Linked DNA regions of Homo sapiens: region 2 is linked to region 1. Evidence: chromatin loops called from intact Hi-C (ENCODE). Cell type or tissue: Caco-2. All regions are shown on one strand. Each heading gives the region's core, and the rest is flanking DNA. Links, peaks and the distances in the headings are about the cores only. Region 1 holds the start of PLEKHH1 (pleckstrin homology, MyTH4 and FERM domain containing H1). Region 2 overlaps PLEKHH1 (pleckstrin homology, MyTH4 and FERM domain containing H1).

Region 1 (16,868 bases), core at 5,177-13,176:
CATAGTACGCCTAATCTCCTTCTCTAGCTGTGGCCGGCGGCTGGCAGCTGGCTCTCCCCCAGGCTCTGGGAGGCAGCATTGCGCAGAGGAAAGCACAATGGGCTGGAAAGGCTTCGGAAGATCTGAATTCCTGGCACCTTATGCATGAGGCACGGTAGGCGCCGGGCTCAGTGCTCACAATATTTTTAGGGACCCGCAAAAATGTATGAATTTCTTTTAAACTCAGAGGCAAAAAATAAACATTGAGGTCAAAGAAAAATGTTTTAATATATAATATTAATATTTTCATCCTTTAGCAGAGAAGCTCTATTGTAGAAGCCAAGATATCAGTTAGAGAATCAGAAAGAAGGGTTAAGATCTAAGGTGCAAGGCATGGCATCATCCAGCCTCTACTTTCTCCAGCTCTCCAGTGAACTTAACTCCATGACCTGGGTTTTCCTCATTCCTTACATTAGGGATCATTTCTTCCCAAAAAAATTTAGATAGTAGTGCCTTACAATTGACATATTTTCTCTCTCTGGGTAGGACAGCTATTTTTATCTCCACTTTATAAATGAGGAAATTAAGGCTCAGAGAGGTTGTATGGTTTGGTCAGGGTTAGAGTGCTAGTAAAGGCAAAATGCAGTTCAAACTCAGGTCTTCTGGTACCCCTTGCAAGCTCCTTTCTGTTTGCACCAAGAACATTTGACATAAGATCAGGGGTGCACAGGGTAGAGCAGTCTGCTGTAGAAATGGACTTTAAAATAGCATCTGTAACAGTAAGGGGCCCCCCTGGCTTTTCACCCAAAGAATGCTGAAACTTACATACAGAATTGTGGGAAGGGGTTGGGAGGGTGACCCTGGGTGCAGGAGGCACAGTAATCATGGTTCTAGTGATTCAAGTACAGGGTGAAGGTGAAGGGGCCTGGAACAAACCACCCCTGCTGCACTAACACACACCAAAGGATACCAGCCCCTGCTTTGCCTTCGTGTCTTGTCAAAGCAAGAGGAGCGGTGTGGTGGTATGGGCCAGGAACAGACAGGCTTTGCTCAAGCAAACTTGGTTTTGAGTTCAGACTCTCCATCCTAGTTGGATGTCTTAAGGAAGTTCATTTAACTTTTCTCAGCCTATTTTTCTCATCTGCAAAATGGAAATGGCAATAATACCCAAGCCCAGGGCAGTTGTAAGAGTAAGTAGGAGAATGCATATAAGGTGCTTAGCATAGTGCCAGACACATAGTATAATACACAGGTAATAAGTGGCAGTAGCTCCACACTGTCATGTAAAGGCCCCGCCACGGTAGGCAGTAAATGGTAGTTCTCTTCACATCTCTCTTCCACCACCTGGCAAGGAAAAGAAGAATCTTTCAAGTATCTTTGTATCTCTAAAGTTCCTTGAACATGTTAGGTCCTTAGACATATATTCTGAAAGGCAAGAACTGTTCTGCCCTTCCCCCAAAGGAAACCAGCCATAAAGGGTTTGCTCTTGTCCCCCATAAGTAATTTTCTTGATGACTTTCAAAGGGAATCAGAAAGATTTCTTTATGCTTGTTAGAGAGAATTGGTTCCCAGGGGCTGCCCTCTGACCACAAGTTAGGAGAGATGTGGCTCAAGAGGGTGATTCCAGTGGAGGAACTGACCTGCAGCCCGATCAGAAAGGGTCTAGGAGGGAGACGGAGCATGGAAATGGGAGATCAAGAGAAGATCACATGAAGTCTGTTGCAGATGCTATGATAAGAAAGCAAGAAGTGAGGTAGAAGCAGAAGAAGCATTGAAGTTGAAGCCAATCTTGAATCTGGAATTATTTGGATCAGCTTTACAGGAAAACAAGCTGGGTAGGAAAGAACTGGGGGATGGGACATATGGATATGGTCTTGGTGAGAAGAGGTCAAGGTAATATGCCAGCATTTGAAAATGGGGGAGTCTCTTTGCAACTGCCCCTTCTCAAAATAGGAAGGAAAGGGGCATAAAGAGGCTAAGGAGTGTAAACTCAGATCACGTAGGATTCTTTGACTGCAAGCAATAGAAACCAACTTTAGCTATCTTAAGTCTAAAAAAGAAATTTCATTGGAAAAGAATATGATCAGATGGCTCGCATATTTAAAGGGAATGCTGGCAAAACAAGCTCGAAAGGACTAGCACAGCACAAGGCCAGTTTTGGGAATCCAGGTAATGGGAAGTAATCGAGGGTCTCCTCGGGGCTGTCCTGCCAGAGCAACTAGACGCCAATCTTTTCATCACTTCTGCTCAAGCATAAAGAGTCAAATTTGCCTAAGTTGAGTCCTGCATTCACCTTCCCTCTTGGACAGGGAAGGGTCCATCCGGATACTCTGGTGTAAGCCCTACTAGGTACTGCACATCGTGATTAGAGGCAGTGAAAGAAATAAGGGACTGTTACTACAAGAAGGGAAAGGCTGCCAAGTACCCCCCAAACAGCGAAAGTCCAGGACAAGGGGAAGCAAGCAGCATAGGGAATTTGTACCTGACTCAGTGGCCCTGTAAGTTTGTTTTTTTTTTTTTTTACTTTTTTTTTGAGACAGGTTCTCGTTCTGTTGCCCAGCCTGGAGTGCAGTGGCATGATCATGGCTTACTGCAGCCTTGAACTCCTAGGCTCAAGCGATTCTCCTGCTTCAGCCTCCCATGTAGCTGGGACTACAGGCGTACGCCACCATGCCTGGCTAATTCTTTTATTTTTTGTAGAGACTGGATCTCCCTATGTTGCTCAGGCTCATTTTGAACTCCTAGCCTCAAGTGGTCCTCCCACCTCGGCCCCCCAAAGTGCTGGGATCATAGGCGTGAGCCACCATGCCTGACCTAGACTTTATTTTTTACAGTGGTTTTAGGTTCACAGCAAAATTGAGAAGAAAGTACAGAGATTTCCCATAGCTCCTGCCTCCACACATGCATAGACTTCCCATTATCAGAATCCCCCACCAGAGTCGTATATTTGTTACAACTGATGAAGCTGCTTTGACATATCATTATCACCCAAAGTCCATAGTTTACATTAGGGTTCACTCTTGGTGTTCTTTTTATGAGTTTGGATGAATGTATATTGACATGTATCCACCATTTAGTATCATATGGAATATTTTCACTGCCATAAATGTCCTCTGTGCTTTGCTAATTCATCTTTCCCTCCCCCTTAACCCCTGGCAACCACTGTTCTTTTCACCTGCTCTACAGTTTTGCCTTTTCCAGAATGTCATATAGGTGAAATCACACCATTTAAAGCCTTTTCAAACTAACTTCTTTCATTTAGTAATATACATTTAAGTTGCCTCCATGCCATTTTATGGCTTGATAGCTTATTTCTTTTCAGCATTGAATAATATTCCATTGTCTGGATATACCACAGATTATTTACCCATCACCTACTGAAGGAAATCTTGGTTGCTTGCAAATTATGGCAATTAAGAATAAAGCTGCTATAAACTCCATGCAGGTTTTTATGTGGACATAAATTTCCAACTCCTTTGGGCGTACCACAGTTTATTTACCCATCACCTACTGAAGGAAATCTTGGTTGCTTGCAAGTTATGGCAATTAAGAATAAAGCTGCTATAAACTCCATGCAGGTTTTTGTGTGGACATAAATTTCCAACTCCTTTGGGCAAATACCAAGGAGCACAATTCCTGGATTGTGTGGTGAGAGTATGTTTAGCTTTATAAGAAATTTCCAAACTGTCTTCCAAAGCAGATGTAGCAATTTTGCATTCCCACAAGCAATGAATGGGAGTTCCTGTTGCTTCACATCCTCATCTTGTCAGTATTTCCACATTTGGGCCATTATAATTGGTGTATAGTGTGGTATCTCATCGTTGTTCTCTGTAAAGTTCTTGGCTATGAGAGAAAGTGAATGGAGAAACAGGTAAGCCTCAAGAAAGCAGCAAGAGGCTCTGAAAAGTACCAGGACAGGAAGATGTAGATTGTTGAATAATATCACTTCTTATGCTAGGGTTGGTATAGAGCTGGGTGACACATCATTATCACCCAAAGTCCATAATTTACATTTAGGTAACTTCATAAATTACATTACAAAGTCAGACTTCTGTATAGCTGTGAGCTATGCTCAGGAATGAGTGCATTGTGACAGGGGAAGCAAATGCAAAAGTTTACTAAGGATGCCCTTGAATATTTATAAAATGTCACAGAGGGATGGAAAGGGGTACCAGTGGAGGGAGAAGAGGCATTAGGCCCAGGAGAAATGATCAAGTCCTGTGGGTTTATCAGAAGATTTTGGTATCCATATGTCCATGTGGGAAAGGGGTAGGTAGGTACTTTCATAGAAGTCTTAAAATAAAGTGTCTTGCTACTTTGGGGATATTTAAAGGTCCTGTCCTCTCTTGTTTTTTCATCATCAAAAAGAAAATCCAGTGGATAAGGACTATGCAGTATTCATGAACACCTTGAGCCTGAAAATGAAGAACTCATGATTCTGTGATCATGTGAATTCATCCATAAAGCATTAAGACATTAATGGGTGTGCACTAAGACAGCCCTGAAAATTAGCACAGGTTGATAAGAAGAGCAGTAAATTAAGAGAGGAAAAGACCAAAGTTAAAAGAAATCAAAGTGAGAATAAGAGCACACATTGAAACCACATCACCTCATACTTTTAAGTATGGGTTTAACTGTGATCGTAAGTCTTTTAGAGGACAGAGTTGACTATGAAAGTTGGGGATTAAGCCGGGCACGGTGGCTCATGTTTGTAATCCCAGCATTTTGGGAGGCTGAGGCGGGTGGATCACGAGGTCAAGAGTTCAATATCAGCCTGACTAACATAGTGAAAGTCGTCTCTACTAAAAATACAAAAATTAGCCGGGCATGGTGGAGCGTGCCTGTTATCCCAGCTACTGGGAGGCTGAGGCAGGAGAATCGCTTGAACCCGGGAGGCGGAGGTTGCAGTGAGCTGAGATCGTGCCACTGCACTCCAGCCTGGGTGACGGAGTGAGACTCCGTCTCAAAACAAAACAAAAAAAGAAAAAAAGGAAAGAAAGTTGGGGATTGTGCGGGAGAGCCCCATTCCACACATATCCCCGTACCCGCTCCTCTCCCACTCTACTGCTCTCATTTCTGACTCAGCAGTCAGCCTAGATGCTGGGCAAATTTAAAAGAATTTCTGCCCTGGAGATTAAAATCCAAACTCCAAGCTGGTCACCTCTCCTCTGTGCTTCCCTTTGCCAGGATACAAGAAGCTTAGTCGTCTGAGGGGGGACAAAGGAGTATTGTTGAGGCGAGCCTGGTTATGAGAAGGCTTTGCAACTAAAAGCTCTTATGCTGCTATCTAAGCCACTCTGCCTGGGGGGACACTGTGTGCCTGTCCCAACTTCACTATATCAGTTCAAAGAGAAATTTCAGCCAGATACAGTGATTGCAGGAGGATATCTTGGGACTTGGCAACATTAATAGGTTAAGAATTTGTATCACAGCATTCTCATCCAAGTCACAGCTAGGTCCTGGGTTGGGGTAGACTGGGAAAATCTTTCTTTTTGTAGATCTGAGTCAAAAGGTTTCTCCCATAGGAGCCGGCTGAGAGACAGCCAAGCCTGGAGCGGGTGGTGAGGCAGTGTGCCCACTGCCTTGCAGAGGGTGGGGCAAACCCCATCTCTATTCTTTTTACCCTCCTTGTCCTGGACCTGCTAGAACCCTGCCACCTTCAGGAAAGGCTGCAGAAGCCCAAAGGGTTGATGATCCCAGAGACTCTATCTTGTCCGGGGAATTAGTTCAATTAGTCTCAGATGCCAATTAATTAACAAATGTGTATTGAGTGTCTTCTCTTGCCTAGTACTGTGCTGTTTTGAGAACTGGGCTCCTGACTTCATGAGGAGCCCAGGCTGGGCGCGGTGGCTCATGCCTATAATCCCAGCACTTTGGGAGGCCAAGGCAGGTGGATCACGAGGTCAGGAGTTCAAGACCAGCCTGGCCAACATGGTGAAACCCTGTCTGTACTAAAAATACAAAAATTAGCTGGGTGTGGTGGCAGAAGCCTGTAATCCCAGCTACTCGGGAGGCTAAGGCAGGGAGAATTGCTTGAATCCAGGAGGCTGAGGTTGCAGTGAGCCAAGATGGCACCACTGCACTCCACCTGGGTTACAGAGTAAGACTCCATCTCAAAAAAAAAAAAAAGAAAAGAAAAAAGAGGAGTCCAGTCCTCAAAACAGTACAGTGCTAGGGAAAAAAAGTCATTCAACTTGTTATTCAATTCAACAACCATTAATGTGCCATGCACTGTGCTAAGGATTATACAGGTAGGGTTATACAGGTAGCAAAGAATGAAACCTAGGCATTTGGAAGATGAGAGCAATGCAAGATGGTCTATAACAAAGCATTACCCTGTGCTCCAAGTAATGGCTTTAGATTCTACACCTCCACGCAGAGGAAGATGTGCGATTATTTGTGTTCTACAATGGGGCTGTTTCTGTGGCCATGCTGTATCTCTACCATGTCTTATTTGTAGGTTAAACTCTGGCTTTGGCTCAAGATTGACCAGCATTTGTAAATACACACTTCTTTTTGTTAAAAGATTCTGCCTTTCTTTCTTGCCCACAGCGTAGGTCAAGGTCTGCTTTCTCTTAGGTCCCTCAGCAAAGAACAGACGTGGGAAGGGGAAACAATATCTTTGGAGGAATTTTTTTTTTCTTCATATCCATGGGCAGTAATGTCAGGTATAGAGCTGTGACCTCTCTAGGGAATACAGTAGAGGGATATGAGGACAGGGAGGGAAGAATAGTGACACAAAGAGGGTTTCCAGTGACACAAAGCAAGAACACAGAGGGGATGAATCCTTTGTTCTGGAACTGCATGTCTGTGTTCTGAGTGGATAGGCTAAGAAAGGAACTGGCCGCTCAGAGACCCACTTTGACCTTGTAAATGCCCTGTAGTTGTTTAATGGGAGATTAATACTCTCTCACAACCTTGGGCTTTTGATATTTATTTTTTTAATAAGTGAAATCTCATATGTTCCCCAAGTTCCCGGGCTCAATCTTCCCGCCTCAGCCTAGTGAGTAGCTGGGATTACAGATGCATGCCACCAAACCTGGCTCTGTTTTTACTGTTTACATCCAAACTCATGTTCTAGGAAGACACTGGGCCCACTGGACCCCAATCCCTGTCGTAACTGCTAATTTTTCACCAGGCTGAATTGAGCTGGCTGGTGCCCAGAACTCTAAGAATGCCAAAGGTCAGGTCATGAGGTCTCTGGTGCTACAATTAGGAGTGTGGACAAACATGGGTGGCTGAGGAGGAGTGAGAAGGGGTAGACAAAGGAACACAGGCTTAGGACTTCTTCCTTGAAGTTATGCCACTCCCACCCAGAACCTCCTGCAGTCCGACCAATGGACCACACCCAGCTAGCTTCATTTTCCTTCTTTCCTCAAATGGAGAAAATGGCTGAATACATCATTTCTCTTGAAAGTTGCGAGATGGGCTTGAATTAGAAGTAGGGACCCAACTTAACTCTGTCCCCAGACTTGTGTCTGCTCCTTCAAGCCTTGGACAACCGCCAAACCACAAGAACATACTGTATAATAGGAATCCAGTAATGCTGTTGTGGTCACAGTGTAATTGCTTTGAAGAGATAATAGGGATCCAGATAATATCAAAAGATGTGAGGCCCCTCTGATCTGAACAGTGATCCCCAACTCCCCCAGGTCCCCATTGCCATATCTCTCCCCGGTATCTTAATGAAGGGAAAGGAGGCAGAACTCAAAACGTTGGCATTAAACTTGAGGAATGGGTGGTTATGGGTGCACACTCTGGCTCTTGGACTGGCAGGTTGTGGCTTTATTGAGTTAGATGTCAACTTCTCTGAATCTCGGCTTTCTACTTACTCATGAGGATCAATACTTTTAAAACATTTTAATAGCTTTATTAGAAAAATGATTCATACTCCTTGTAAAATGCTTACATAATATAGAAAAGAACAAAGCAGAAACTAACAACATTATATCAAATTTCTCCACTCAAAGATAGTCACTGTTAATCTCTGGGAAAAATAATTCTACCCATATTTATATACATAAATATACATATAGTTATATGTATACAGTTTTACATAAAACAAATCATATTCTACATGCTTTTCTAGACATTGCTTCACTTGACATTAAGTAATGAATATCTTTCCTTGTCAATAAATATAATTCTTCATCATACATTTTGATGGCTGCATAGTATTTCATTTTCTAGATGAATCATAATTTTAATACTTTACTTACTAGTCCTAATTGACGGACATTTCAATTGGATCCTTTTCCCCTCTTTTATTTTGCTGTTATTGCTGCTATAAATATTAGGGGCACCCCTCATTCTTCTCCTAACATAAATTGTGAGAAATAGTCACAATTGTAGCTGAAGAAAGGACGCAAGAATCACAACATGCCATGTCAGCGAAAGGAGATTTGGAGTGGGGAAGGTCCTAGTAACATTTTAGTGATTCTTCCCTCTATAAATGGCTTCCAATCTGATGTACATTACTGCATATGCAGTTTATTATGCTTGACGGGAAAATATATTTACAGAAAGTTACTTTGAGTATTCCAGTGGATTTATTTCAACATTAACAATTTTGCCTCCCAAAAGAACCATGATCTTCTCAGGAGTGTCTTTTGTTCCAGAGATCCTGGATTCACACAAGCATGATGCCCTGTGCCCAGGAAATTTCTACTTTCAAGATCAAACCATTCCAGAAGCCATCTGAGAGTTTCCCCAATGGCCAGTGAGGCAATGTGCAGTGTTTGGAAGAAACAGCAGCCCCGTGTCAGCCCCAGAGCAATGCCTACTGGCTTTCCATCCTAGGAATCTGCCTGCTCTGCTCCATCACCAACCTTATATATGAGACCTGTCTGTCAGCTCTACCTGATTCCTTTGTGTGGGTCCACTTTAGTAGTTCCTCTTCCGGACCTGGACTAGGAAATCCAGAACCTATAAATGCAGAATTCCTTTCTGGAAATGCGCACTCTCCATATCACCACTCTGAAAACCCCAGAGCTCACTTCTACATAAGCAAAGCTCCTAATACAATTGGGAGTCGGTCTAGTGCCAGCTCTGTATCCCATCACTTTATCTGTAGCAGAGCAAAAAGGATCCTTGACTTGCAGCTTGGACTTTGTGCAGCGGCATCTCTTCCTGTCCCCTGCCCGTGTAACATGGGTAGGTAAGATGCCTGCTTGGAATGAGTGCCAAGCTGACGGTCTTTGCATGCTGCTTTTGGTCTTGTGCTTTGCACAGTAGGAAAAGGTATGCATTGCTTGGTGCCAGATGCATGGAACTAAGAAAGGGGAGAATATTCTTTCCATCTTTTCCTAGTCTTTTATACATCTCAGTGTTCTAGCCCCCTTCCCTGAAACGACGCAAAATTGAACAGGATAAAAATATGCATAGTTTAAAGTCTCCACTTTAAGCACAGCTTAAATCCCCATTAATCACCACATTTAGAGGTGACCAAAGCATGCAGTGTCAGATCAGAAGGGAATGGATCTGGCCCTACACCTGACTGGGAGCCAGAATGCTGGGGCTCAGGGTCCTTGAAGAAAACAAACAAGCCATCCTGGCCACTAGATGGTGCTGAGAGATAGTCTCCAATGTGCTGGCAGTCATGTCCAGGGCTTCCATACTGAGGGCAGGTTTGTCATCAGAACTCACCCCCTTTTACAAAGAGGGGAGGGCAAAGAGAGCTTCCAGTAGGGTATGAGCCCTGACACACCATCGAAAACCCTGAGCACAACAAGGAGAAGTCCTGACCATCAAGGGAGATAATAGACCTATTGGTTCAGGCCAAGCCACTAGGGGCAGGGCAGAGGGAGCTGCAATGGCTTGGTCAGCTCATTCTATCCATGTGTTTCACTTATTTCCTTTTCTGTGAATCCCAGGGTACTTGTGGCTCACTCATTGCAACCTTTCAGCCTGGAAGGTGCCCCGCAAGGGAACCCACACATCCCTGAGCAGAGGCAAGACCTGAGTGGCTAAAGGCGTGGTCTTTAGAGTCAGGCAGGGCAGGGTTTGTGTCCTGGCTTGGCCACTTGCTTGCTATCTGAGCTTAGCCATGACACTTGGTCTTCGTGAGCCTCAGTCTATGCATCTATAAAATGGAGATAAAAATGGCTTCAGCTCCAGAGAATTGTGAGAATTAAGATGATTCCTCTGTTTCAGCTCGGGAGCCGGAGGTTGCAGTGAGCCGATATCGCACCATTGCACTCCAGCCTGGGCAACAAGAGTGAAACTCCATCTCAAAAAAAAAGATGATTCCTCCTAAAATGTTTAGTGGGTCAGGAACAAAGTCAGCCCTCAATAAATATGGCTTTAAATGTTTCGATTTTTAATTAGGAGATTAGAAAGAAAGATTTCATTTGTTTGCAGTGCCCTGCAATGGCTGGCTGTGTCCCCGGTGTGTTTTGGTGAAGTTGCTTCTATTCCCATTCAGCAATTCTCAGATAAACCAACAATGTGTTTTGTACCGCAGCAGCCCCTCATTCCCCAGCATGACCCTGGTGAAGTGTCCATTAATTCCTTATCTCCAGGCTGAGGATGGCAGCCACGAAGGTCCTGCTTCTATTTTACAGTTAGGTGAGGCACAAAGAGTTGCTGAGATGTCCTCAGATTGCGGAGCAAAGTAGTGGCTGAGCAAGAACTCACTCACAGCTCTGCATGTAGGACCCCACCCCAGACCTCTGGCCTCTTCCTGTCAGCGAAAGTAGTGGCTTTGAGGAGGGGAGGTCAAGGAGCATGAAGAGGCCCTCCAAAGTCCAGTTGCCCTGTACTGAGCCACCTACTCCTCCACGCTCTCCCTCTCCTACAGTGGCCCACTGTGGACACTCGGCAAGCACATGATGAATGTATGAACACAGGACCTCTCGTAGTTCAGCTCTGAGATGGGCTGGTGGGGACTCAGATAGATTGGAGTGTGAGGGTGAGGTAGGGCTGGGAGACTTTCCTTTCTCTTGGCTTGGGTCTGTCTTCTGCTGAGGAGATAATAATAACAACCAGCATCTACTGAGTACTTACTGAGTGCCAAGAACTGAGCTAGGTGCCAAAGCTGGAATTTGAACTCTGGAAGTTGAACCCCACTGTCAGCATGAAAACCCATTGTCTACAGCGGCCACACATGTGTCCCAGAAAAGTAAAGGGTCACTGGCAGCTCTCTGACAGGCCTGGGTTTCCTTGGCTTCTTGGAGCCCTAGTCTCTCCCCACACAGGCTCCCTGGGCTGTTGGAGAACCTGCCACCTACTTAAAGCTGGTCCCTGCCCAGTTCCTCCCTCCCCCAATTGATGTGAGCAGCCATTGTTCTCATCTTTGATGAAAGCTGTTGGAGAAATAAGACAGCTGCTTTAAAACTAGGATGTTGCAAACTCTAAAATGATCTAGAATTGCAGTCAGATGGCTGGATTTACCTGATCCTCATTCCCTGAGCTCCACCAGCTCCCAACTCAGGTGCTCTTTCTCCCTCCCTCTCCTGTCCCTATCCCATTAAGCCCCCATTCACCTGGCTCTCTCTTGCCCGTATAACCCGCAGCTGCAGCGGACAGAGCATTTTGCATTGATATGTGTTGTAATTACATCAGTTCCGCCCTGGCAGTTGCTCTCTGAGAAAAATCACTCAAGGGCATACCAGTCAATACAGACCCCAGACAGGTGCGTGACAATGCAGACTCCTGGGCCCACTGATCTGAATAGCTAGAGGTGGCCTGGAATCTGTATTTTCAGATCAGCATTTTAAGACATGAGGTTAGATTTGGAATCACTGCCCACCTCCTCATTGGAATCCTTCTCCACCAGGCCCTCCTTCCATGCTGCTCCTCCTGGGTACTTTCCAGCTCCCTAGTCTTTGGGCGCCTTGCTAGTCCTTTACACCTCTACACCTTCAAGTTCCCTCCTCATTTCATAATATTTACTAGATTCCAATAATATGCCAGGCACTGAGGCAGGCCCTTTATCTCCATCTTTATAATAACTCTCTAAGGAAGGAATTCTGATTCCTGATTTACAAACGAGGAACACCTTCCCTCCCCTCCCCATCCGCTGCCTGGCTCTCTCTGGCTCCCATACCCACAGGTATACTGAACAGATTATTTGCAGTGAATGTATGTGGTAACTGCATTACTTCCACCCTGTGTCCCCTGGGTGGAAGAGCCAGGATTCAAGGACAGGCATGTCTAGTTCTAAAGCCTGTGCCCAGAGTTGATAGGTCACACTTGCCACACTTTCCTTCCTAGCACAGTGGCTGGAAAATAGCAAGTATTCAATAGATATTTGTTAGTGAGTAACTGAATGAATAAATGAAAGAAGAGTCCATACTTAAAGTTAGGACACTTCCTCCCATCTTTCCATACCCATCTCACATGCACACATATACACGCTCACACACACACTGAGGATTTAGCCACTGGGCCATTTCCTTTCCTTCCTAACTGGCCCTTCTCTGCATGTCCAATCACTGCCTTCCTAGCCCCACTTAGATGGTGACTCTTGACACTCTGCTCTAACCCATGGTTACCTCACCTCTCATGTCCCATGGTGGCTAATCCTGACAATCACCGAAGAGCCAAATTGCTCCCAAAGATTCAGCAGTAGAAGTAACCTCCTGACTTCTTTGTGACCCAAGGCAGAGAGCAGAAGCCTGGACTAGGACTGGCCCCAAGTTTCCTGGGAGTCTGAAACTCCCTTCTCCTTCTTCTCCCCTCTCTTCCCCTTCCAACAGTAACTGAGAACCAGGTCCTGAAGGCAGGAGGAGGGGATCCCTTGATTTGAGGCTTTTTTGGTGATATAGGAGAGGGTCTCTTTGGAGCTCAGAGAAAGCAGGTAGGGATGGGAAGCAGGGTTTCTAGAAGGCTCGTACAAGGGAAGATGAATTGTCAACCATTTCACCAGCTCTCCTAGAGTTATTCCTGTCTCTCAAGCCATCTGCTTATCCATTGCAATCTTGTAAACAGAGATTTACAAGATCTCTCGTAAACTCCAGCCAATATTTGTTCAAAGAATAAATAACAAAAGCTTCCATTTATAGATCACTTGCTGCATGCCAGACAACATACTATCTCATTTAATCATTTCAACAACCCTAAGAGGCCAGAATTATTATCATCATTATTTTACAAACATGGAATTAATTCAGAAACCTTAAGCAACTGCCCCAAGGTCCCACCACCACTTAAGTGATAAAGCTTAAACTGAGCTCTGGCCAGTTCCAAGTTCCCCTTTCCCTCCCATAGTGCTGTCCAAGGAACAAGGCCCAGACTAAGATGCTGTAATATTGACTCTGTAGGAATTTATTTTTTAAACATTCCAGCCTAAACCATGTAGTGTGTGTATATAAAGTGACTCTCCTGTAACTCCTAGAGTGGTTAGTTAGCATCTGAAGTGCCCTAATCAGGAATCCGCACTCCAGAAAATGGTTACATAAGCACTTCAAACAACATCAAAATATACACCCAAGGGCTTAATGTGCTTGAGGGATGCTAGAAATAATCTTTTATTGGTGAAATAAGCAGTTTTCAAAACATGGAGTTGGCCAGGAAGATTATTTGCCCTTGCATGAATGGAGTGTGAGAGCCAGAGCAGGCCAACTGCCCCATTTTCTTGAAGCAGGCTGTGTGACTGTTTTGTGCCAGCTTGCCAATACATGTATATTTGGCAGAATTTGGCCTTAACTATTTTTAATATCCCACCTGCAGGAGATTACAGAAAAGAAGACGAATGGCCTCCTCTCACCTCTCACGTCCCATGGCAGCTAATACAATCATTGAAGGACTAAATTGGCTCAGACCAGTTGACAAGTCCCCATCCCGGCCTCATCTTCTTTCACAAGAATGCCCTAGCATATCCTTCAACTCAGGCACATGATGGCTTTTCTTCCCATCTCTCTGTTCCATCCTCCATTCTCCTTTGTCAGGTCACTTGTAATAATAAGCTAATATCCAAAGAAAGGGGCTCTAGGGGTGATGGTGGGTATTATAGTCCCAGCTACCTGGGAGGCTGAGGCAGAAGGACTGCTTGAGCCTAGGAGTTCTGGGCTGCAATGAGCTATGATTGCCACTGCATTCTAGCTTAGGCAACAGAGCAAGATCTTATCTCTTAAAAGAAAACAACAACAACAACAAAAGTTGTAACTTGCCCAAGTCACATAGCTAAAAAGTGGAAGAGACATAACTGAAACTCAAGCCTCCTAAATTCCTAATGTAGGGTTCAGTCCACCTCTACCACCCTCCCACAGACTGCCAAGGGGTCCTGCTCAGAGTTGGGCAATGGTGAGATGCACTCTATGGCCCCAAACTCATTGAAAGTAACAACTGAGCTGAAAAAAATGTGGAGTCTCTTCTGCCCTCTACAGAAGTAACCAGCTATAGGGGAGAGCATGCTCCTCCCATTCCACTCTCCATGGTGCGTCTCTTTTCACTATATAACAAAGTTATATTAAATGAGTTCTGGGCCGAGGTGCGGTGGCTCATCCCTGTAATCCCAGCACTTTGGGAGGCCGAGGCAGGAGGATTTCTTGAGTCCAGGAGTTTGAGACCCCACCTCTACTAAAAAAAAAAAAAAATTTTTTTTTTTTTTTTTGCTGGGTATAGTAGCATGTGCCTATAGTCCCAGCTGTTCATGAGGCTGAGATGGGAGGATTGCTTGAGCCCAGGAGTTCAAGTTACAGTGAGCTATGATTGTGCCACTGCAATCCAGCCTGGAGAACAGAACAAGAAGAACCTATGTCCAAAAAAAAAAAAAAAAAAAAAGTGAATGAATGAATTAATGTCTTCTTAGCAAAATCCAGAGAACGTGTTTTTGGGCTTCCTTATGCAACTTCTGGAATGTTGAAGTGGATAGCCTGAGCATTGTCCCACAAAATGGGGCTAATCTATCCCAATCCCCACGAGCTATAAAGCTGTTTGCAAGTTCAGCCATTGAAGTCCCATTGGCCCAGTTAAATTCTCACGTTTGGCCTCCTGCACTACCAGCTTTCCTTAGTGTCTGGGCTCTCAAAACTTCTACGTGAGAATGGCCTGGGGTACTTTAGTTAGAGATTCAGATTCAAACCCAGGGTGGGGGTGTTCTTCATGGTGCCTGGGATGAGTCTTCCAAGGACCATTTGGAGAAACAGGCGCTGATGGTATTTTGCTTCTGTTCAGTCCTTCACTGACAGAGAGCCTGCAGGGTTGAGGAAGAAGGCTCTGTTTTGAAGTGTGGATCCCTCCCTGCAATGGTCTCTATTTGCATCTTCTTTACTCCAGGCTCACCTAGCCAAATGTTGAGTTTTCCAACCCCTCTGGGTATGAGATTGCTTTGGGCGATCTGAGATCTGCAAATGTCTGAGAACGAGGAGCACATGGGCACGCTGATGACTGCCCTGCAAACTGCCTGGCAGCCAGGGTCCTCCTGGGCCCTCCTTTAAAATAACATATACATAAGCCGGCCTGGAGGCCCAGGCGGGAAGATCACTTGAGCTCCGGAGTTCGAGTCCAGCCTGGGCAACATAGCGAGACCAGAAAATAAGCAAGTAAGTTACTCTCTGGGCTGTCGTAACTTATTTTTTCTTTTTCTCCTGCAAATTGCAACTCAGAACATTTGGTCTGCCAGACTGAAATATGGACTTCTGTTCCAAATATCCAGACGTTACAGTTCCCACAGGTGGCCAGGAGAATGCTGGAACCTTTGGCGGAGACGGTCTGGTCTTGTCCCGCAGCCCGCGAGGGTCCCCCGCTATTTGGGGTCAAGCAGATCCCCGGGGCGCTCTGGCCACCCCTTGCGGCAGCTGGTGCGGCCTCCTCGGAGAGCTCCGGGCCGGCGCCCGGGACACCCCGCCGCCCTCCCTGCCGCCCCAGGGACGAGCCCAGCGGTGCGGAGAAGTGGGAGGCTGGAGCCTGCTGAGGTCATTTCCTGTGCCTCTCCGCGAGCTGCCTGGAGAGCTGAGCCCAGCGCTCTGCCTTTAAGGAGCGGGCGGGGAGCCGAGGGGAGGAGGGCGCCCGGCGGAGCGTTGAATGGGGCGCAGCAAGGCTCGGCCGGGCTTTGTGCAGCGAGCCCGCGGGCACCCCTCCCGCTCCAGCCTCGCCCCGCCCCGCAGCCCACGACCCCTGCTGCCGGGGAGGGGAGAACCGGCGGCAGCCCGGGACTCCGGCGAGAGCGACGCAAGGTCGGCTGCGGCGGCGGCCCGAGGGCGCCCGTGTGCCCAGTGCGCGGCGGGGACGGCCGCGAGCTCGCTGGAGGTGAGCGACCCGCGCTCCCGCCGCTGTGGTGGGCTGGGGCTGCGCCGCGGCGGAGGGCGTCAGGCTGCGCGCGGGGGACGGCCCCTCGGGCCCAGAGGACGATCCGGAGCAGGTGCCTCCCTACCTGGAAGCGAGCTCCCAGCGGCGGGGAGCGCTGGAGCGCGGGTCTGGCTTGGGAAGCCGGGCGCCCCAGGGGACTCGCGCCGCGAGGCCAGGAGGAGCCTCCCCCGGGAGTACCTGGACTTGGGGATCGGTCAGATCCAGCCGCTCCTGGGAAGGGCCCTCGGAGCGGACGTGCAGGCTGCCACCTTGCTATCGGTGCTCGCTCCCTTTCACCCCTTCCCGCACCCCTCCCCATCTCACCTCAGGTTATTTCTTCTGTGATTTCTGAGTGTTGTCTTTGGGACCCTATGGCTCAGGCTCGACTCCTAGGAGCAGGTCATTCAAGCAGAAAAGAAAACAGGTTGGGCGCCGAATGACACAGAGCATTGTGTCCTAGGAGTCTTAGCGAGGACTCGGTCACCAGGAACCAGGGGCCTTAGTGGGGGTGGCAGAGGCGGTGAAGAGCCTCATCTGGAAGGAAACTCCTCTCCTTGTGGGATTTCTGCTTGCCAGGATATCTCCTCCATAGCTTTTACTATGAATCCACCTCATAAAACTCTTCCAAGACAGAGCCTTGGTTCAGGTAAAACACTTGA
Region 2 (14,440 bases), core at 2,048-10,047, 55 kb after region 1:
GGCTGGCAGGCTCGCTGTGTGGCTCTGCTTCTCGTTCAATCTGTTTATGTCATTCTCCTTCGCCCGTGTGCAGCTTCTGTTCCTTCATGATGCATGGTTGCCCAAGGGCTTCAGCCTGCTGTTTTCCCTCCCTCCCTCCCGGCACCCTGACAACTGTGGCTTCTGCCACCTAGCAAGTTCTTCCTATTTTCATATGCCTGGAGGGGACATCTGATTGGCCTGGCTAATCGTTTCATGGCAGGTCATAGGTCACTGAATAGCCCATGATGGCTGGGGTGCCACAGGGTGTCATGGCACCCTCACTGTGAAAGGGGTGGTTCCATTAGTAGGGAGCCCAAATGGCATCTCCATCTCTACCATAGGTCAAATCTGTCTCCCTGTGGCTTCTATTTGCCAGTCCTGGATTTACTTCTAGAGTTACCTAGTTCTCATAATGCCAGTTCATTTCTGTCTTACAGGTAAAGCATGGCCACTCCAAGGTGGTCTGGTGCGCTCTTGTTGGGAAAATCTTCTACTACTATCGGAGCCATGAGGACAAGGTACTTCTCAGCCTCCTCACAATACCCACTCTCCTGCTTCCCCCGAAGCACATGACTGCCACTCTATGTCCTGATGAAAGTCCCTACCCCACGTAACCCCACAATAAATACAAAATCAGTTGGCTGGATCCCTCCAGAGTGTGAGATTCTGCCTGTCTGGGTCTCTGGTGCTTCTCCAAGCAAGCCTCATTCTGCTGCCAGCCTGGCTGGGATGCTATAGTCTCCACCTCCCCATCCTGTCATCGGTCCATATCCACGATTCCCAGCTTCACGGAGCCTATGTATTCAGAGAGAGGAGACTCCCTCATCCCCCACTGGCTCTCCCATTCATGGAAGACTGCTGTCCACAGCGACCCCTGGGCTGCCTGCCTGTGCGGGATGCGCACATAGAGGAAGTAGATCGATCCTGTGACTCAGACGAGGACTATGAGGCTGGAGGAACCAGACGGTTGCTTTCCTCCCACTGCACCCTGGTGATCCACCCCACAGAGCACAGCCCCACCTACCTCCTCATTGGCACCAAGCATGAAAAGGTAAGGAAGAGGGCTGGGCCTCCAGGGCCAAGCTTGGACCTGTGATTCTGATCTTCCCTTCTCTCTTTCTCCTGAGCTTCCCAAAATTCAAATTTATTTCCTTTTGGACACTTTGGCAACTAATATTCTCTGAATGGGAATATTCCTTTATACTGAATTTATTCCCAGTGACCAACATTGCTTCACTGAGGTCATGTAATAGAATCGCAAATTTGGAAAGTTGGGTTCATGTTCACCTGATCCTCAGTCTTTCCAGGTAGCCCTGACTCATGCCAACCAAACTAGCTGAACCCCACATGGGCTTGGTCCCTTCAAGGAGTCCTCCTTGGAGCTCTTGCCTCCACTCTTCCCACCCCGTCCCCATCCGATGGCTTTCCGCCCTCTTCCAGGATACGTGGCTCTACCACCTCACAGTGGCTGCAGGTGGCAGCAGTGCCAAGGTGGGCACTGCCTATGAGCAGCTCATTGGAAAACTGATGGATGGTGAAGGAGATCCAGGTAAGGCAAGGGTGGCCACCACTGCTTGGGTTGGAGGGTAGTGGCTTGGTGACTATTGGTCAAGATCCCAAAGAAAGCAGTGTTGTACCCTGAAGCTGTTTTTAAAACATCTAAGCCACAGAGGGGAAGTTCCCATCCAAGCTCCAGGGCCCCTCTGTCTCCGGCTGAGATACTAAGGTGACCACTCTGCATCTGGGGGAGTTTATCTGGGAAGCAGGCTTTCCAGGGACCTGGGTAAATGTTTTACTTGGATCAAGCTGCCCCGTTGCTGGCTGGGCAGAGGGCTGAGGAAAGAAGGTAGCTGGTTAATCTATAGTTAGAGTTTGTAAATCAACAAGTGAAGCCTAAATTGGGATCGGACTAACCTGTTTGGAGTCTTTCTTTTGCTACTGATTATCAGGGCCCTGAGGAACTAATTAATGGCATATACCACACACACCCCTTTACTACTGCTCTGAGGCTTGTTTGTTTCTGACCAATTCATATGCCCCTCCATCCAGACTTGACACAGTAAGAAAGAGGCCTCCCCTGCACACATCCACCTGCACTCAGACACCCACAACCTTGCACACTCACCCCTACTGCCATTCCACGAGAAAGGCCATGCTTATATGAGGGTGCTCATTGCAGTGCCCACCTGTACACCCCACACTCTATGGATGATAAACCCAGCACAACCCAAGTGTTGACGGAAGATAAACCACTATCTTCCCCATAAATTAAAGATGGCGGTGAGTGGGAGATGAGTCCCCTCTCAGTAGTAACTGCCCTTGCTCTCTGGTTCCGTGCTTTGGGCAGATTCGCCGCTCTGGAGGCACCCCATGCTGTGCTACAGCAAAGACGGCCTATACGCCTCCCTCACCACCCTGCCCTCTGAGGCCTTGCAGACGGAGGCCCTCAAGCTCTTCAAGGTAAATTGGGGTGGCGGCCAGGCCCACCGCTGGGATACTTGCAATACTTGGGTGGAGAAGGCCTGTGCAGTTGGGGACAACCCACAGAGGGATCTGGAGAGGAAGGGAAGGAAACTTCCCAGGGTCCCTATCACTTCCTGGATGGCAGGAATGTAATCCTGTCACTGGGAGGGAAGCAGCTCTGGAACGTCATGCACAAGTCCTTGGGAAATGCCAATGAAAACTCTCCCTGGAGGAGCTCCCCTCCTCCTGTAGTTAAGCAGAAAAGGCGAGGTTTATGTTGCTTCTGGACTGAGAGATTCGGACCTATTTTAGCATGTCCTTTGTGAATGTTTGAGTTTTCTGTTTTTGTTTTTGTTTTTTTTAAGGAATTTGTCTTGTTTATGTAATGTAATGAGAACATTTTAAAAAGGAAACTTCTATCCCAAAGTAGCCCATAGCCCCTTTTAGTAAGCAGAGATGCCCTCCAACAGTAGCAGTGCTCCCTCTTAGAAAGGGCTGTCAGTAAACTCTAACCTCCCTGGAGCCCTTGGAAAATGGCCAAGCCGTTGAGTTCTCTGAACCCAGGGGATGCTGGTCTGCCTGTGCTCACTGCTGTTCCCTCCCAGTCCTGCCAGCTCTTCATCAACGTGCCGGTGGAAGCTGCCTCGGTGGACTACCATGTGTCCCTGGCCCAGACCGCACTGCAGGTCTGCCTGGTTCACCCCGAGCTGCAGAGTGAGATCTACTGCCAACTCATGAAGCAGACCAGCTGCCGCCCACCTCAGAAGTACTCCCTCATGCAGGTAGGCATGCCAGGGGTGGAGCAGCTGACAGAAGCCATTGGCAAGGGCTGCCAGGTGGGAAAGGTGGGAGGAGGTGACTGGGCAGGTATACGGTGAGCCCAGCCAGCGGGCAGCCTCTGTGCTCCAAGCTGCATCAGTACGGCTGAGCTGTCTATGCACAGATGGGTGATTGCATTCTGGACACAGCCTGACCAAGTTGGCCATCCCAGCACCCAGAGCAAGTTGGGGGCTCTGGTTTGGGGAAAGAGTGCTGAAGGCTCTGTAGCTCAGGGCTATGAGGACAGGTGGTGCTGTAGGCCCAGCACTCACCCCACGCTGTCTGTGTCCCTGGCAGTGCTGGCAGCTCCTCGCTCTGTGTGCTCCACTTTTCCTGCCTCAGCATCACTTCCTCTGGTATGTCAAGCAGCAGCTCCAACGCCATGCAGATCCCAGGTGAGTGAACCTGGCCGTTTCCTCTGCCACTTGAGCACTGCCAACTGCCGCATGAATAAGAGGGATGAGAGGAGTCTAGGGCAGACCAGATCACTCCTGTCCTCTGAAACCGCTCAGTGGTCGTGGAGACTTCACCCATTGCCGTGTGCACAAATGGGCACGTGTGGATCTGGGCATGCTTAAGCTTCTCTGCACGCCAATCCATGTATCCACGGATGTACTGTGGCAACTCTCACATGAAGCCACACTGCTCCCAAACTGTCCCCAAGTGCTATTCTGTTGTTATGTCCTCTGGGTTCTAGAAGAAAATATCCATGCCAGCAACCTGCTATATAAAGGTCCTGAATGACAAATTAATGTCCCAGACCAGAGTCTTCAGGGCTTTTCTCACAACCTGCCCCAGCTACAGTTTTGGTCCTGGCTGAGTCTAGATAGGGATCCGGGGTGCCAAAGTGGCAGAGATGAGCAGAGCCCATAATACTCCCCTCTTCCGTCTTTTTAGAAGTGAAACTGGCCAGTATGCCACCTACTGCCAGCGGGCAGTGGAGCGGACCCTGCGGACCGGGGAGCGGGAAGCCAGGCCATCGCGCATGGAAGTGGTGTCCATCCTGCTGCGTAACCCCTTCCACCACTCCTTGCCCTTCAGCATCCCCGTGCACTTTACCAACGGGACTTACCATGTGAGGAGCTGGGCGTGCTCTTTGCCCCGAGTCTTCTCACGTCACCATCCAGAGAATACCCCTGGGCCTTAGGCTCAGGCTTGGCAGATTGTTCACTGTTGCCCCAGAAGTAGATATTATGAACTCACTGCATGAACAGGGAAGCTGAGATGCTGACCAAGAAATAAGAAAGGGCCTCCAAAAGATTGTTGGTAAAGGAGGGACCCAGGTATGCCCAGTTCATTTACAGTGGATAAGCTCACATCCCTCATGCACTGGCCCTTTGCCTGTGAACACAGAAACCAACTTGCTTTGGCCTTTTGTATTTGCCCTTGCTCCTTTCCACCTGCTGTATCCAGACACCTCCACCAGCCCTAGTGAGCTCCTCTCAGGAGGTTCACTCAGGGTTGGAACTCTTCTCCCGCCTCAGGTGGTTGGTTTTGACGGCTCTTCCACGGTTGATGAGTTCCTCCAGCGGCTGAACCAGGAGATAGGCATGAGAAAGCCATCCCACTCTGGCTTTGCCCTCTTCACGGACGATCCCTCGGGCAGGGACCTGGAGCACTGCCTGCAGGGAAGTGTCAAGGTGACAGCCTCCCACTAAGCCAGCTGAGCCCCTCCCTGCTCAGGGATATTGGTGGTGGGGAAAGAGCCCATCTGATGGGTGTCTGACTGTTTGGTAGCTCATTTGGTGCTGAGCCCAAGGTGCTGCCCTAGTCAGCATTTCTGTGCCATCCTAAAATGTACCTGGGCAGGGAGAAAAAAGCTGTTGTGTGCCCTTGTCTCTGGAGACAAGATCGCTACACACCTACTTCCCTCGAGTGGCTGTGCAGCGTCCAGAAGAAAAGCCTCTTCTTGGCTTGGTGTAGGGACAGTGAGGCCCCACGAAGCCACTGCCTACACGTGCCCACTCAGAGGCTCACAGCTGTGTGCTTGGACCCCCTGGATGTCAGGTGGTACCCAGCACCTCACTTTTACCCTTTCTTTCAGGGCCTATGCCATGCTTATAGGTTGAACCACACTTTTAAAGAGGCAGGTCCTTATGGTGCTCCTATAAGTAAAGGCCGTTGGATGGGATTTAAGATCAATCTTGTATTGTGGTCTGGGATTACTGTCCTGGGGGATAAGTGTTTGTAAGAATGTGCTCTAGCACTTTGATGCATATTTGGCTCCAGTGTTTGCTTGTCTTTAACAGGACAAAGGCTTCTATGGTCTTTTAACATTGCCTGGAAAAACTATGCCACATACCTTCTTTGCCAATGTCTGGGCATCTGTGAGGCTTTGTTACATGGTAGCCCTCTGGGCATATTTGTTGAAGAGGAGAATAGCAGTCAGTGGAATGGAAATGGAGCTGGTGTTCGAAGGCCATGGGGCTGCCTAGCCTCTGGGGAGGCCCCTCAGCTGGTGACACCAGCAGGGCAGATTTCTTGCTTTATTGCTCACCCTGTCCAGGGTTCCCTCTGTTTGTGAGGGAGCTGCTGCCACCTTGGGTCCAGGAAGCATGAAGCTCCGCAGGTCAGCCTCCTGGTGGGAGGACTTTTCCTTAGTTTTCTTTGCTCTTCTGCTCTGAGTCCAGCCCTGGCTGGACCTTGATCCCTTCTCTCCTTATCAGGAAATTTTCTGACTTTCTTCTTTTGCCTTTTCAAGATCTGTGATGCCATCTCCAAGTGGGAACAAGCCATGAAGGAGCTGCACCCCGGAAAGTCTGAGGGTGGGACACGCGTCGTGAAGCTGATGTACAAGAACAGGTCCTAAGCACTGCACGAGGGTGGGGCCAAACACAAGGGCTGCCACTGGGTGCCAGCTCATCGCCTCCTCGACTAGACAGCCTATCCAGACGGGGGGAGGGACCCACAGATATAACACTGCCTGGCAGTCACTAGCTGGGGTGCAGGCGGGCTCTGCTGCTGATACTCTGTGAAACCCTGGGCAGCTCAGGCCTTCTGTCAGCCTTCCCTATACTGCGTGTGCGTGTGTGTATATGCACACACACACACACACACACACACAAACATCTGCCAAGAAAACAGACCAGACCACCCTGGGCAACATGGCAAAACCCCACCTCTACAAAAAATGCAAAAATTAGCTGGGCATGGTGGCATGTACCTGTAGTCCCAGCTACTCAGGGGGGCTGAGGTGGGAGGATCACTTAAACCTGGGAGGTTGAGGCTGCAGTGAGCTGAGATCACGCCACTGCACTCCAGCCTGGGCAACAGAGTGAGACCCTGCCTCAAAAAAAAGAAAAGAATAGAAAATAGACCAACCTCATGGGATGGCTAAGTGTGTTACTTTATGAGAGTGAAATTTTGTATAAGCACCAGCTAGTTATAGCTAAAGACTAAGTACTTCCTATACCAATTCCAGGAAATACAGAAGTAGACATCCTGACTTTCTATCAATTTGAGTAAGAAAATCCCATCCCTCCATCTCAGTATGTCTCCAGGCAAATAGTTTCCAGTAGTCTCTTGGACTCTTACCTCATCCAGTCCCCTAATCTATAACTCCAGGTACCAGATTTCCCTTACTAAATCCAGTAAGCTTAATGGTATCTTCAGAATGAACCATGCCCTCCTGTTGGTATGAGATCAGCATGACCCTGCATCTGCTCTGTGTCATACTCGGTTATATGTTTCTGGAGGCAATACAAAATAGGCTCATAAATAGTGGGAAAAGAGTACTTTATCTTTTTGGAAATAAAGGTAACAGACCCAGAGAAAGCCCCATCCCTGTTTGGAATCCCTGCTGAGTCCTGGTTTCTTATTCTCTTCTTTGTAGGCTGTACTTTCGCAGTCAAGTCAAAGGGGAGACGGACCGAGAACGGCTGCTCCTTGCCTCTCAAACCAGTAGAGAGATAGTGGCAGGGAGGTTTCCTATCAACAAGGAATTGGCTCTTGAGATGGCTGCCCTGATGGCCCAGGTAAGGTTCTGTTCAGGAAGCAGGAGGGTCGGGTTGCCAGCTTAGAATGAATGCACCATGCAGCCTGAAACACAGGAGAGATTCTGCAGATCCTGTGGTGCTCAGGAGAGGGCAGCTTTGCCATCTCTGGGATGGAAAGCAGCTGACTTCTACAGATCAGAGCTCCTCACTCACCGCAGATATAGGATGCGTGCAGATGGCTGGACTTGGAATCCAGAGACCTGGGTTTGAGTCCTATATACCTTCCAACTATGAGGTCTTAGCCAAGTCACTTCACTTCTCTATGCTTTAGTTTCCTTCTCAGTATACCAAAATAAAAAATACTTGGCCGGGAGCAGTGGCTCATGCCTGTAATGTCAGCACTTTGCGAGGCCGAGGCGGGCAGATCACCTGAGGCCAGGAGTTCGTGACCAGCCTGACCAGTGAAACCCTGTCTCTACTGAAAAAAAATAAAATAAAATAAAATAAAAATAAAAATTAGCTGGGTGTGGTGGTGGGCGCCTGTAATCCCAGCTACTCGGCAGGCTGAGGCAGGAGAATCACTTGTACCTGGGAGGCAGAGGTTGCAGTGAGCCAAGATCATGCCATTGCACTACAGCCTAGGCGACAACAGCAAAACTCTGTCTCAAAACAAAACAAAACAAACAAACAAACAAAAACCTCTGCCAGCCTCCACAGGGTTGTACTAAGTATGATACCTGGATAATTGTATCATGTAATGTATGTGGTAAACTTCATAAACCATCAGACCTTCTAAGTAGACTTAGGAAGAGGAACACACATTCAGACTTGGACTCTCCTTCCCATTATATTTAGAAGGCCATCTTGCCAAAGGTATCTGGGATACCTTCATGACTCCCATAAGAGAGTCTGACACCTACTATATACCCACAAAAATTAAAAATTAAAAATTTTTAAAAAAGAATAAGAATCTGGATTTACATGCTGGAAAGGAAGAGGAAACAGTAATAGTTGATCTTTATAAATATCAATAGGAATACTCTCTAGGAGGCCCTGTACTAAGCATATATGCATCCTCCATTGTAGTTTTTATTCCCACCTAATAGATGAGGAAATTGAAGCTCAGAGAGTTTAAGTAACTTGATCAGGGACACAAAGCTGGGATTTGCGCCAGGTGTCCAACTCCAAAGGCCACATTTGGAACACTCTGCTGTACTCTAGGATCTGTAGCATCTTCAATTCTATAGCCCATATTTTTGGACTGGAAGCCAGAATTTCCACATTGTTTTCCCTTGTCGGCTACCAATTAACTGTGTCTTTGGAAAAGGCACTTCACCTCAGCTGCAAAATCAAAGTTGGTCGGTGATCTCTAATATTCGAGGGCCCTAAGTTTGTTTCTCTAGTGTCTATAAAACTTGAGATGAAGCGTTTTTCTAAAGTATTTTTCACAACCACTCGCACCCCACCAATAGGGTAATAAAGAAATGGTTTATTTCACCTCTCAACAGCCCCCACCTGGCCCATCCACTGTCAGATTTTGACTGGTCTCTTCATATGCTTCTACCACAGGTAGAATATGGGGACTTGGAGAAGCCTGCCCTGCCAGGCCCTGGAGGCACATCCCCTGCCAAGGCTCAGCATCTTCTCCAGCAGGTCCTAGACAGGTTCCACCCCAGGCGCTATAGACATGGGGCCCCCGCTGAACAGCTGAGGTAGGTAGGCTACAAGGTCTTGCAGCAAGTCACTGTGGGGAGGTCTCAGGCCTGGAATGAAGACACGTCGGCACTTCATTGGCACTATTTCTCTCCATCTGCCCACACCAGGCACCTGGCAGATATGTTGACCACAAAATGGGCAACATTGCAAGGATGCTCCCCTCCTGAGTGCATCCGCATCTACCTGACCGTGGCCAGGAAATGGCCTTTCTTTGGTGCTAAACTTTTTGCTGCTCAGGTAAGTGCCAGTGGAAGGAGCTGCCCACACCCTTAGGTGTGTCCCCAACTGCTCATGTTTGAGCCATACCAATTTGCAGCCCCTACCTCCATACCAGTAACCACCAGAGGTCACTATCCCTCCACTGTTTCTGGCCTAGTCCAGCTTTCCACAGTCCAGAGCAGAATTGTGATTGCTTATCTTCATTTGTCCTTTGTTGACTGCCCCAAAAGAAAAGATGTGATCAACTAATTCACACACACAAAGATTCAGACTTGAAATAACAGCCCTCTCAAGAGTGCTTTCATTTTTTTTAAAGTTTGAAAGAACAATGTATAACCTAAACAAATACATCTCCACTGGTTTGACATGGCATACAGGGGAATCAAATTACTTAGCCAACAGTTAATTTCACCTCTGTATGAAGGCCAGGTGGCCAACAGTAATTTCAGAAGGAACTTTTCTTCACTGGGTGTCTGTTGTGCATAAACTTTATAGATAATTACAGCTCAAAGCTGGGCAGTGATCCTGTTTACTGAAGCCACAGATCGGAAAATGGCCATTCATTCATTCAACAAATAGTTGAGCTCCTACTATGTCCAGTGCTGGTTGTTTGAGGTTATAAGAAGTGAGAAAATCAGACACAGTCCTTGCCTTCCTGGAGCTTCCCATCTAGTGCAGGAGATGTATATTCATCAAATAATCGTATTCATTTTTTTCTCTATGTATTTAATATATATTTATAAGCCATCACAAATGCTATGAAGATGTACAGAGGTGTTATAAAGGCATATAACAGGGACCCACTTGGTCTGGGAGCTTAGGAAAAGCTTCTGAAAAAGGTGGCATGTCCAATGTCTATCTGCCTCCCTTTGGGTTAAGAGAGAGATTTTCTGGATTACCATACTGTAGTCCTGGCAGTGAAAATTAGTCATTACAGGAATGTCCACTAAATAGTCACTTTCTTACTGATAGGGCCTAAAGCCACAGGACTGCATTCTTGCTTTCCTATTTCTTTTACAGCACCTAGGAGATTGGCTGAAGTCAGAAGCACTTCGGCTTGGAGACTATAGGTGGAATGCCGTGTTTCCAAGACTAGGAGAAAACCAGCTGTTCCCCATTCCCCTAACAGAGCAGCTAGGGCTGGCCTCTATTCTGTAGCACAGAGCTTTCCATCCAGTGTGCTGTGGCAGCATGGGTTCTAGGGACATCAAAAGAATGATCGCCTCTGCCTTTGAGATGGTTAGTAGGTGGCCAGAGCCCCAAGGCCAAGGGTCTCCTGTCACAAGCAGCCTTGTCTATTTCCTGCATACACTGTACAAATATCATCTTTGTTTTCCAAGATGAGGTGGCTGGAAATCACTGCTTAGCAGATCCCTGGATGTGCCTTCTTTCTCAGAAAGTTATTATAGTTCAAAATCTCTAACTATGGATATATCTGATGGGTTGTTTCTGTTTCCCCAGCCTGCCCAGCTGTCTTCCAAGGAGAACGCTCTGGTGTGGATTGCTGTGAATGAGGATGGCGTCAGCATCCTGGACCACAACACTATGGTATGAAAGGATGCAGGCTGCTCCCTGACCCCTCCTCTTCCTCAACATGGTCTTTTCTTCTCCTCTGTGGACTCAAAAGCCTGAACCAAGTGACCATGGCTGCCCTACCCCCACTCCTGCCCAAGCACCAGTCCTCTAGTCTAGACACTGCTTGTAGATATTCAAGATGGAGATCTCCAAATTATGACCACTTGGGAGTTCTCCTTTCCTGTGCCTAGAAGAGACAGGGGATGCTGGTTCCTAGCTCAGGGGACAGGTGGAAAGTTTCCCCACAACTGACTGGTTCCTTTCCACAGCAAGTGCACATCACTTACCCCTACTCTTCAGTGACAACGTTTGGTGGCTGCAGGGATGACTTCATGCTTGTGATTAGATCTATCCCAGACAAGAGCTCTGGAAAAAGCCACATTGAGAAGTTGATCTTCCGGATGGCTGCTCCCAAGGTAGGTCTGACAGCTGTTAAAACGTTCTACTCTGGCAAGATGTGGTGGGCTTGGAGCTTAGAAAGGAAACTGGGGTTATGCTAGTGCTCTGCAAGGGCCCTGCCCAGATAAAATTGTTGGTCTTGTCTGTAATTAGTATTCCAAAGGTTCAGGTGGTGTTGCATCTCCGTATCAATGTTCAGCTAGTAGGTAAAGGGACATATTTGGAGGGAACTAACTCTGGCCTAGCTACTATTATGCTCTTCACTTTTTCTTTTTTATTCTCTCAAGCCCCAGCATCATGCAGTCCTCAGTTGGGTGCTTACGTGCTCTTCTCTTCCTTGCAGCAGTCCTCAAGGCAGGGCAGATTCCTCTTTAAGGTGCTCGCATGTTACCCCTGGGTTCTGCTGACCCAACATTAGCTACAAAGTGGGACAGTCCCACAGTGCTCCCTCTTCCTTGTTGTGGGGAAGACCGCAAAAAGACCTCTTTTGCTTTAGTGACTTTGTTCCTACTCAATACAGGAAGTGTTGACCAGCAAAAATAATAATTACAAAGGCTAAGTTCTGATTTATTGTTCCTGACTCCCGTGTGATTAACTGGAAACCCTGTTGTTCTCCTTTTTAATCCTAAAGTTAGAGTTTGCCAAACCTACTCCTCCTTTAATACCACCCCTGCTAAAGGGGAGGATCTCCAGATCCCTTTCTTAAGAAGGCCCCTTCCCTGGTTGTAGAGCTAACCAGAGCAGAACACTGGGCCTCCTTTTCTCAGAAGGGCACTGTGCATCTGAGAGGATCTCCAGACCAACAGGAGCCCACACCACTGGGCCTCTGAACAGCACAGTTATGATTCCCTTTGGATATTTTCTCCCAGGTGGGTATTTTAAGAGATTAAATAAACTGAGGCCCAGGAACTCAGCATAAGAGCTAATAAGTAAGAAAGCCAGGATTCAAGCCAAGGCTAGTTCAATTCCTTCACATCTCTGACCTCCTCTTAGATTGCAGAAGCTACCTTCATCATGGCCAGCTATATGAACCATTGCACTACAACTGTGAACCCCCCCACCAACCCACCCGGAGCCTGCCAGCTGTGGGAACTGGATGGACGACAGTTCTTTTCTTCTGTTTCCTGTGCTACCAAGGGGCCAACGTTGCTGTGAATATTTCTCCTACCCGATTCCCCAACACCACTAGTGCCTCTGGATTTAGAGATATATATCCTAGGGTATGATACTACTGTGACGGGTCTAACAGCCCCCGGCTACTCTTGTTCTGTGAAATGTGTATTTTAGTCTCTGTGAAGCCTTTACTCTCTAGGTGCCTTATAATGTTTCAGGGCTCAACTTTTTAAAATCCAGACCCAGTGTTAAAACCATTTATTCCTTTTTTCATAAGAATAATGACTCCAGATGCTACCTGATTCTAGACATAGACAGGGATGATCCACTGTTACTGAGGGCATCAGTGCTATAAGTTAAGGCTTTCTGCACTGGTACTCTCAAGGAAGCTAATTTTCTTTCTGGGGGGGGCGGGGGACACAGTGTCACTATGTCACCCAGTCCACAGGGTTCAAGCAATTCTCCTGCCTCAGCCTTCGGAGTGGCTGGGATTACAGGTGTGCGCCACCATGCCCGGCTAATTTTTGTATTTTTAGTAGAGACGGGGTTTCACCATGTTGGCCAGGCTGGTCTCGAACTCCTGACCTCAGGTGATCTGCCCACTTTGGCCTCCCAAAGTGCTGGGATTACAGGCATGAGCCATCGCCCAGCCCAGAAGCTAATTTTTTAATATTGTATATGGTCTTATTTATACTTGAAGTTTTGTGAACGTCGCTAAACAGGATAGGACTAAAATTTCCAATTCTCCTACACTCTGTCAGAAGCCTAGAACTCACTAAACTGGGCTGCCTTTCCCAAATGGGAAAGGTGCTGACAGAGTTGGAGAAAAAAGAATAGACTCATTTTTCCCCATTATTGGTATGTAGGCATTGGTACAGCCCCTTCTGGGGCAGTCTTTGCAGGATAACATGCTATACCTGCTAAGATTCAAGCTGTTTTCCTCACACTGGACTTTAGGCCAAACCCAGTACCACGCAATGTGCAAGCAAGGGCAGGAGGTAGGTCCAATCTGACCCCTCCCTGTCTCATTTTAATGACTGGACAGCGCTCGGTGAAGGCTGTGTTCACTGTAGTGGGCCATCATTTGTTTCCTTCTTCTTGTAAAAGACCAAGCAAATGCACTCTGCTTTTTGCTGCTGTAAGACCACCAAAAATGAGTCAGAAACACAGAAGACTATTTCAGGCATGTGGGCCTGGATATGCTCCTTGAGACTTCTGGCAAACTTCTGCTGGGAATTAGTTTGAGGGTGAGGGTACATATGTGACATTTGCCCTAGCCTAAGAGTAGCAGGTAAAAAAAAGTTTCTTTCATCTTTTGCCTTACTGATAATACCATAATCCCCCTCAATTCAGACCTTCTGATTGAGTGCAGAGGAGACTAGACAGTCTCCTCTAGACAGGTTGTAGACACACCCTCCCCTAACAAAAACAAAACGAAAGAGTTCATACTCTGATTTTCCAACATCTAGGAAACTGAGTTTTATTTCCTAGCTCTAAGGCAGCCTTACTATATGTCAGTAAAGTGCTGAAAACTGTATATTTAGCAGTAGCACCCAAAACCAAGCCTTTAACCCCAACAATGTGTGTATCTTTTGCACAGCAAAAACTGCGAGGCCAGAACTAGTTTATCTGAACACCTCAGCTGCTGTAAGCTTCTCCTCTCTCACCCCGTAAACTGACAAGCATGATGAAAAAAGAAGCACATCCAAGTTTCTGCCTCTTTTAAATGTACTTGACTTTGCAAGGCAAGTAGTTTTACAGCCATTTCTGTTCACACTTTTCACCCCACAACTTGGGGATCTAGCTGAGACATTTCTACCTCGAACAAGTCACATGTACCACAGGTTCCTGAATAATTCCTGCAGGGCTGGTGACAGACATAACAGCTCTGGTTTTATAATATCTTGGGTATCTCTAAGGCCAATAAGGATAACATTATCTACCCAGAGAGTTTAGAAGAAAAGTAGGAGTCCAAAGGAAGAGTAAACAAGAATGGAGCTGTGTTCACACTGAATTTGGGGTCAATCTATTTCCCCCACCCTCTCTCCTCCCCAACCCTTCAGGAACCCTTTAGTTTATTAATCTTATACAGAAGAAACTAACTTAGAAACAAAGGATTCAATATTTGCTTATTTATTCTTTGTTAACATGAGAGTCCCATGTCTGAAAACCAAAGTCCA

Evidence for each region. Peaks named below come from ENCODE experiments on the same cell type or tissue, not always from the same donor. Only the 100,000 strongest peaks of a DNase experiment are listed, where the experiment ranks them.
Region 2: it touches region 1 in a loop (8-fold over the local background); 59 of 110 quality-filtered maps call a loop at or near these places.

What each region holds. Positions count from the first base shown.
Region 1 is chr14:67,517,229-67,534,096 of GRCh38, forward strand. It overlaps PLEKHH1 (pleckstrin homology, MyTH4 and FERM domain containing H1), which reads left to right and starts at 16,062. Exons shown (of 29, transcript NM_020715.3): 1 at 16,062-16,170. It also overlaps a transcript of GPHN not described here and a transcript of TMEM229B not described here. RefSeq lists a silencer at 15,686-16,155. In Caco-2, for the core only: CTCF peaks have their summits at 9,637 and 9,845; a DNase peak (open chromatin) is centred at 9,623.
Region 2 is chr14:67,574,934-67,589,373 of GRCh38, forward strand. It overlaps PLEKHH1 (pleckstrin homology, MyTH4 and FERM domain containing H1), which reads left to right. Exons shown (of 29, transcript NM_020715.3): 15 at 459-539; 16 at 890-1,072; 17 at 1,462-1,570; 18 at 2,369-2,481; 19 at 3,090-3,266; 20 at 3,601-3,698; 21 at 4,201-4,378; 22 at 4,788-4,943; 23 at 6,005-6,105; 24 at 7,136-7,277; 25 at 8,808-8,950; 26 at 9,062-9,191; 27 at 10,635-10,721; 28 at 11,018-11,164; 1 more. The coding sequence ends at 12,302. PIGH (phosphatidylinositol glycan anchor biosynthesis class H) reads right to left here. Exons shown (of 4, transcript NM_004569.5): 4 at 14,385-14,440. It also overlaps a transcript of GPHN not described here. Among named protein-coding and RNA genes, the nearest start is that of PIGH, 18 kb to the right of the region's middle. RefSeq lists a silencer at 9,346-9,395. In Caco-2, for the core only: a CTCF peak has its summit at 9,274 (motif pointing right); DNase peaks (open chromatin) are centred at 5,868 and 9,278.